Linked DNA regions of Homo sapiens: region 2 is linked to region 1. A link is a contact called in ENCODE Hi-C or POLR2A ChIA-PET data. All regions are on one chromosome and are shown on one strand. Each heading gives the region's core, a stretch centred on a gene start or an enhancer-like site at or near the end of the contact. The rest is flanking DNA. Distances are from core to core; before and after follow the strand shown.

What was found. A loop is a pair of places that touch in the nucleus more often than their neighbours do. ChIA-PET counts read pairs that join two places held with the same protein, here RNA polymerase II (POLR2A). Pooled maps may share reads with other maps.
Region 2: a loop to region 1 is called in a pooled map, with 17 times the contacts of the local background. The contact joins the promoter of PAIP2B here to the promoter of RAB1A in region 1. A Hi-C loop is called at or near these places in 6 of 50 pooled maps. POLR2A ChIA-PET finds 5 or more read pairs at or near these places in 2 of 52 experiments (T-cell and activated B cell).

What each region holds. Positions count from the first base shown.
Region 1 is chr2:65,128,673-65,131,772 of GRCh38, reverse strand. RAB1A (RAB1A, member RAS oncogene family) reads left to right here and starts at 1,667. Exons shown (of 6, transcript NM_004161.5): 1 at 1,667-1,880. The coding sequence starts at 1,858. RefSeq lists silencers at 1,169-1,518, 2,019-2,068 and enhancers at 1,371-1,884, 1,629-1,888, 1,885-2,399.
Region 2 is chr2:71,225,750-71,228,670 of GRCh38, reverse strand. PAIP2B (poly(A) binding protein interacting protein 2B) reads left to right here and starts at 1,568. Exons shown (of 4, transcript NM_020459.1): 1 at 1,568-1,743. RefSeq lists enhancers at 1,283-1,422, 1,638-2,138.

The sequences.
Region 1 (3,100 bases), core at 418-2,917:
AAATTCCTGAGATTACAGGCATGAGCCACCGAGCCTGGCCAGTTTTCTGAGTTTTTATTTGAAATCAAAATAAGCTTTTTTTTTTTTTAATGGGCTTTAGAGTCCAGGGTAACGAACACTTTTTGGTGCCTATTACTGAACCATTCAGGGTATTCCTGGGGTGGTGACCGTGTTCATTTCAGAAACCAACATGTTCATTTCAGAAACCAAACTCGGGTAACTTTTGATAAGTTCATCAACTAAGGCCCATGGCAGAATTTGAGGGCTAAGGGGTGTAATTAGTGTATGGGTAGAAATAAGTGCCTTCTTTCTATATTTTGGCGTTGTAGGAATTTAAAGTGATTCTGCAGTAAGTCTCAGGAGACAATTTTCTTAGTTCTTAGAAGTTGGAAGATAAACTTTGGACAATGTATTACACTATGCCCTTTGTAATTAAATAACTCAAGATAATGTGTTAAAGTTTAGCGGAGATTTAAATTCCTGAGCTGATTAAAGAGAGCTGTTAAGGCCATAGGTTTTTTAAAAATGAGTTAATATTACTCCCAGAAATTGTAGGCACTATATAGTGATGAATTGCCTATTTTTATTGCTTATTATTTTCCAGTCTTGCAGAATGGCTCAGGGTTAGTAGCAACTAAAAGATAATACATTACAATTCAACCTGAAGGCCGGGACGAAGGTAGGAATTGGATTTTAGGCTGGCTCTGGGCTGTGTCCCTCCCATCCATGGGATGTGGAGCCATTGAAGGTTGTGGGGTCACGATGCAGGTGCTGTCTCAGAAAGATACATCCGACTGTGTGTGCAAATGGGCTGGGGCGGAGAGGAGAGAGAGAGGTAGAGTCCATTTGGAGACTACTGCAATAGCCAGGCTGACGAGTTAAGAGCGGGGCACAGTAAGAATGGGAAGAAATCTAAGAAGAAAATGGTAGTGCGCGGGGCCAACAATGGACGATGACCGAACCCAGGTGGGGATGGGTGAGTGACGAGAAGAACCGCTCCGTGCCGTCCAGGGAGCCCCTTGACTTCCCTTCTGTTCTTAGAGCGGACGTCCTCCTACCAGCCCCCAACCAGCGCCACCAGGGTGGCGCAAGCCTCAAGCTGGTCAGGTCAGCAACAGCCGCAACGGAGGCAGGAGCCGACACGCTCGTACCCCGGCCCCCTCCCCGCCCCCGCACCCCCGGCAGTCCCTCCGGTTTGACCACTCCCCCCGGTCCCTTGCCTCCCCCGACCCCCAGCCTCCGTCGGCCGCCGGCACCACCCTCCGCCCCTCTCCGCCCCCTCCCCCGTGGGGCGCTGACTCGCCCGGCTGCCACGTCTCACTGATGACATCACTAGGGCAGCTCGGCCTTAGCCAATCCGCCAGGGGGAGTCCGAGCGAAGTCCTAGCCAGCGAGTCAGAGGGGAGGGGAGCAGGGAGGGGCCGAGGGTGGGGAGGTGAGGGAGTGGGGAATGGGGCGGGCGACAACCCTTCAGGTACGCATGCCCCAGAGGCGCGGCGCTTGGCGGGAAGCTGAGTCCTGGCCTTGCGTCGCACTGTCTGTCCTCAGCTCGCGTAGCCGCGCTCGCGACTCCCTTTCCCGGCATGCCAGGCGGTGCGGCCGCCCTCTGGGCCGTGTAAAGGCCCCTCGGTCTAAGGCTTCCCTATTTCCTGGTTCGCCGGCGGCCATTTTGGGTGGAAGCGATAGCTGAGTGGCGGCGGCTGCTGATTGTGTTCTAGGGGACGGAGTAGGGGAAGACGTTTGCTCTCCCGGAACAGCCTATCTCATTCCTTTCTTTCGATTACCCGTGGCGCGGAGAGTCAGGGCGGCGGCTGCGGCAGCAAGGGCGGCGGTGGCGGCGGCGGCAGCTGCAGTGACATGTCCAGCATGAATCCCGAATAGTGAGTTCAGGAGAGCACCGGTCGGCTGGGTCCGTGGGCCAGCTTGGGGGATCTTAAAGGGGTCGAGGAGGGTTGGGGCAGAAGTCGGGGCATCGGCTGGGGTGAGGCGAGGGTGATGGGTCAGGAGAGGCTGGCGGCCGGGAGTCGGGCCCCATTGTCTGACGCGGAGGGGCGGCCGCGCGGGGGAGGGGTCGGGCCGGAGGGGTGAGCCGCCCGGGCCTGGACCGGGTCAGGTTAGAGGGCCTGACTGCGGGGCGGGTGCTGAGGAAGCCTGCCGAGGGGCCTGGGGCGGTGTGAAGGGGTATCTTCTCTCGGAGGCAGTGACTTTTGAAGGAGGACTTGTCTCTAAGGGGAGGGGATGGGGTGGGAGAGCCCTTCTAGAGGGCACTGTCAGACCCTGCGCCCGCACTCTGCGGAGCTGTCAGGATCTTCGGGGTAGAAACCAGCTTTACTTGTAAATCCTGAGCTTGTTGGCTCTCTCTCCTTCCATCCTCCCCGCCAGGTTTCAGGTAATATGGATGCTTTTCGGGACTGCGTGGGATTGAGGGGAATGAGTAGATGGTGAGAAGCAACTGAACATTTATTAGTTCTCTTTTTGAGTTGTGTCTTGGAGGAGTTGTTTAAGAGCTCGCCGGGTCCATTGCCCTCCTATAAAAACCTGGGCATTTGTGAGAATTTTGTTTTTTTTTTTTTTAAAGAGGACACCTAAGTCATTTTGTCTTCTGTGGGTCAAGGGAAAAAAAAAAAACTAAAGCCAAGAAATGTCTTTTTGATACTCGCAGATTAAAGGAAGCTTGCTGTCAAGTTGAAAGAGAAACGAACGGGACCTATGATAGATCTGTATGTAGGTTTTGGATTACCTGCTTGGATGCTTGCAGATAGGGAATGAGGTTCCATGACGTGTCATGAAAAGTTAATGCATTTCTTTTTCTTGCTTACTCAAGAAGTCACCACAGCAGATGTGACACACCTGGCACCTTTCCTGGGAACTGGTGTTCACTTCCCTTGGGTAGAGTTTGTTGGGCTCTCCTCAATGGCCCTTTAAAAATTTCCTCTACAGTTTACATGCATGTAAAGTAATGAATAATTGGAAGAGACCGAATTGGTATTCCTTTTCAGTGTCAAAGGCCTTTGAGGGATGGGGGAACATCAGTATTTGTTGTAAAAGTTGAGTTTATTTGCTGGTTTGGTCAATTACTGCTAGACATTTTCCCCTAAAA
Region 2 (2,921 bases), core at 319-2,818, 6.1 Mb before region 1:
GAGACTGAGTAATTTATAAAGAAAAGAGGTTTAATTGACTCACCGTTCCTCAGGCTGTACAGGAGGCATGGCTGGTGAGGCCTCAGGAAACTTACAATCAGGGCAAAGGGGAAGCAAGCACGTTTTCACATGGTAGCAAGAGGGAGAGAGAGCTAAGGGGGAAGGACACACACTTTTTTTACCATCAGACCTTGTGAGAACTCACTCACTATCACGAGAACAGCAAGGGGGAAATCTGCCCCCATGATCCAATCGCCTCCCACCAAGTCCCTCCCCCAACATTGGGAATTATAATTCAAAATGAGATTTGGGTGGGGACACAGAGCCAAACCATATCAAAGTATACAGCTAATATTTATAATTGTTATTTGAGTTTATCTTTTTCATTTTTATATTTTTTCCATTCATTCTGCAATTCCCTAACTTTGTGTCATGTATACAGTCAGCTTGAGAGGTGGGGGGGAGAGAAAAATGTATAAAGTAAGAGCTCCACAAAGAAATCCCTACTTCCTGTGGAATACAATTCGAAGTCCTTTGCAAGCAGATTGGACATTCTAAATCCAAGGGAGGCAATAAAGTTTTATTTTAATTTGTATTTATTGATGTATTTTTTTTTGAGTCGCAACCTCACTCTATTGCCCAGATTGGAGTGCAGTGGTGCGATCTTGGCTCACTGCAACCTCTGCCTCCCGGGTTCAAGTGATTCTCCTGCCTCAGCCTCCCGAGTAGCTGGGACTACAGGAGCCCGCCACCACGCCCAGCTAATTTTTGCATTTTTAGTAGAGACGGGGTTTCACCATACTGGCGAGGCTGGTCTAGAACTCCTGACCTTGTGATCCGCCCGTCTCGGCCTCCCAGAGTGGTGGGATTACAGGCGTGAGCCACCGCGCCCGGCCAAGTTTTATTTTTTTAAAGCACTCAAGAAGTTAGGTTTGTTTCTAGAAACGTGGAAGCATCCGTCTGCTTCCTTCCAGCGTCCCTTTGCTTCCTTCCAGCCTCCCAAGGAGCCCAATTCCTTAATTTTCCCTACAGAGAATAGCACCAGGTCCAAAGCAGCCTGAATCAAAGCTCCTCCTTTGGTAATTGACAGCTGAGGGAAATCCTACTGAGGCCCACCCCCACCCTCCTCCTTGCTAGGCTGACAGGCAAAACTCGGTGGCAGTGGCTTCCAGCTCAGCCAATAGACGAAGCGGGAGCAAGAGCCTGTGTAAACAAACCCAGAGTGCGGCGCCTTGGTCTCCTCCCCCACGAGTGGGCCGGGCGCATCCTTGGCCCAATGCCTATCCCAGGCTAGCGTAGCGTCCTTTCAGCCAATCAGAGCCGGCATCTCCCTCAAGGAGGTGTTCCACCACAGGAAAAAAAAAATGAAGGAAGAGAAAAGACAGACATTAAAACCAATCAGAAGCTGAAACTTCTGAGGGAGTGGGCGGGCACTGCTTCACATTTAGACCAATAAAAACCACATATGCCATTCTAGGTGACCGAACGGCATCTTCTTTGGCCCAATAGACGAATGGGGCGGTGCCCGGCAACCAATGGCTTGGGTTCGGGGGCGGGGCGAGGAGGCAGTGTGCAGTAAGAGATAACCTGGCAAGTGGTAGTGGCGCTTCTCGGGTGCTGTGCTTCACGTTTTGGTACTAAAGGCCGAGACTGTTGTGGCGACGGCGACCTCTACGGCAACGGCTTAAGCTCTCGGAGGAGTGGCAGAGTACGATCTGAAGGAGGGGCTTCTGGTTAGCCCAGGTGGGCTCGGGTGCCCGGGCTGCTGGGGAAAGGACTCGAGGGAAACGCCGTTCTCCCGGCTCTGGGGGCGCCCTGCGCCTCCCTTTCTGCCGCCGTCGGGGCTGTGAAGGGCGGCACGCGCCTGCCCGAGCTCCTGTAGGGAGGGAAAGCGCGCGGGGTCCCACGTCGCGGCCATCGGCGAAAAGGGGCGTCCGCTGGGGTCAGCCCCTGCCCCTCGGGAGCAATAGGGGGTTTTCGTCCCTTTCCCCCCCGCACAGGTGCTCTGTTTCCCCCCGACTCCCACCCAAGTTCCTGACTCCCCTCAGCGTCCTCCTAACACTCGAACCGAATTCTTGGCCTGAGTCCCATTTCTACCCAGGTGCAACAATGCTAGGCAAATTGACCCGCGCGGCATCCCCCGCCCCTCTCCCCGGGCTGGAGCGGGAGGGATTGCGCGTCGTGCCCTTCCCCTATTCGCGGCCCCTGCGCGTCCTCTGCCTTTTTATACTTGCTCCATCTCCCCCTTGACTCCAGCCCTCATTCTTCATGCCTCATTTGCCTGGGAGACGTTCGCCACTTCTCTTGTGCCTTGCGGTCCGTGAGTGAGCCCATCACCCCCTACCAACCCCTAAATTCCATTCTCATCTCTCCAGAAAACTAACATTTTCCACTTGCCTCTTCCAGGCAGCTGGAAGGTGAACTGAGAGAGGCAGAATACGCAGAACAGGGAGTTTGGCAAGGTTGGGAACTTTAATGTTTTGTTCCTGGTAGACTGTTTTTGCCTTCAAATGGCATTTGACCATTATACCCGCTCTAGAATCTTTGTCCTAATGCAGTTCTTTTGGTGGTAATTGCTGAAAATGCAGTTGAAAAGGGCTAACTAGAAGCAAGGGATTTAAATTTTGTTACTATTATTTTCAGTAAATTGAATTGGATTATACTTTAAACAGCTTAACTGGGGTTTCTGGGAGTTTGTAGTGTAAGGGCCTGGCTACCCTACTTTGTCATAAAATATAGAACATACTTAGTTGTACAGCACAGTGTGATTCGATCACACCCAACCTATGAAGGGATAATAACAGCATTGAATCTGTCCAAAAACAACATTCCCTGTTCCCTTTTCACCTTCATAGTATATTCGTTTGGTTTCTAGTAATGTCGGTTCTAGCCATATGTTTTTTGATAACAGTACAAACTAT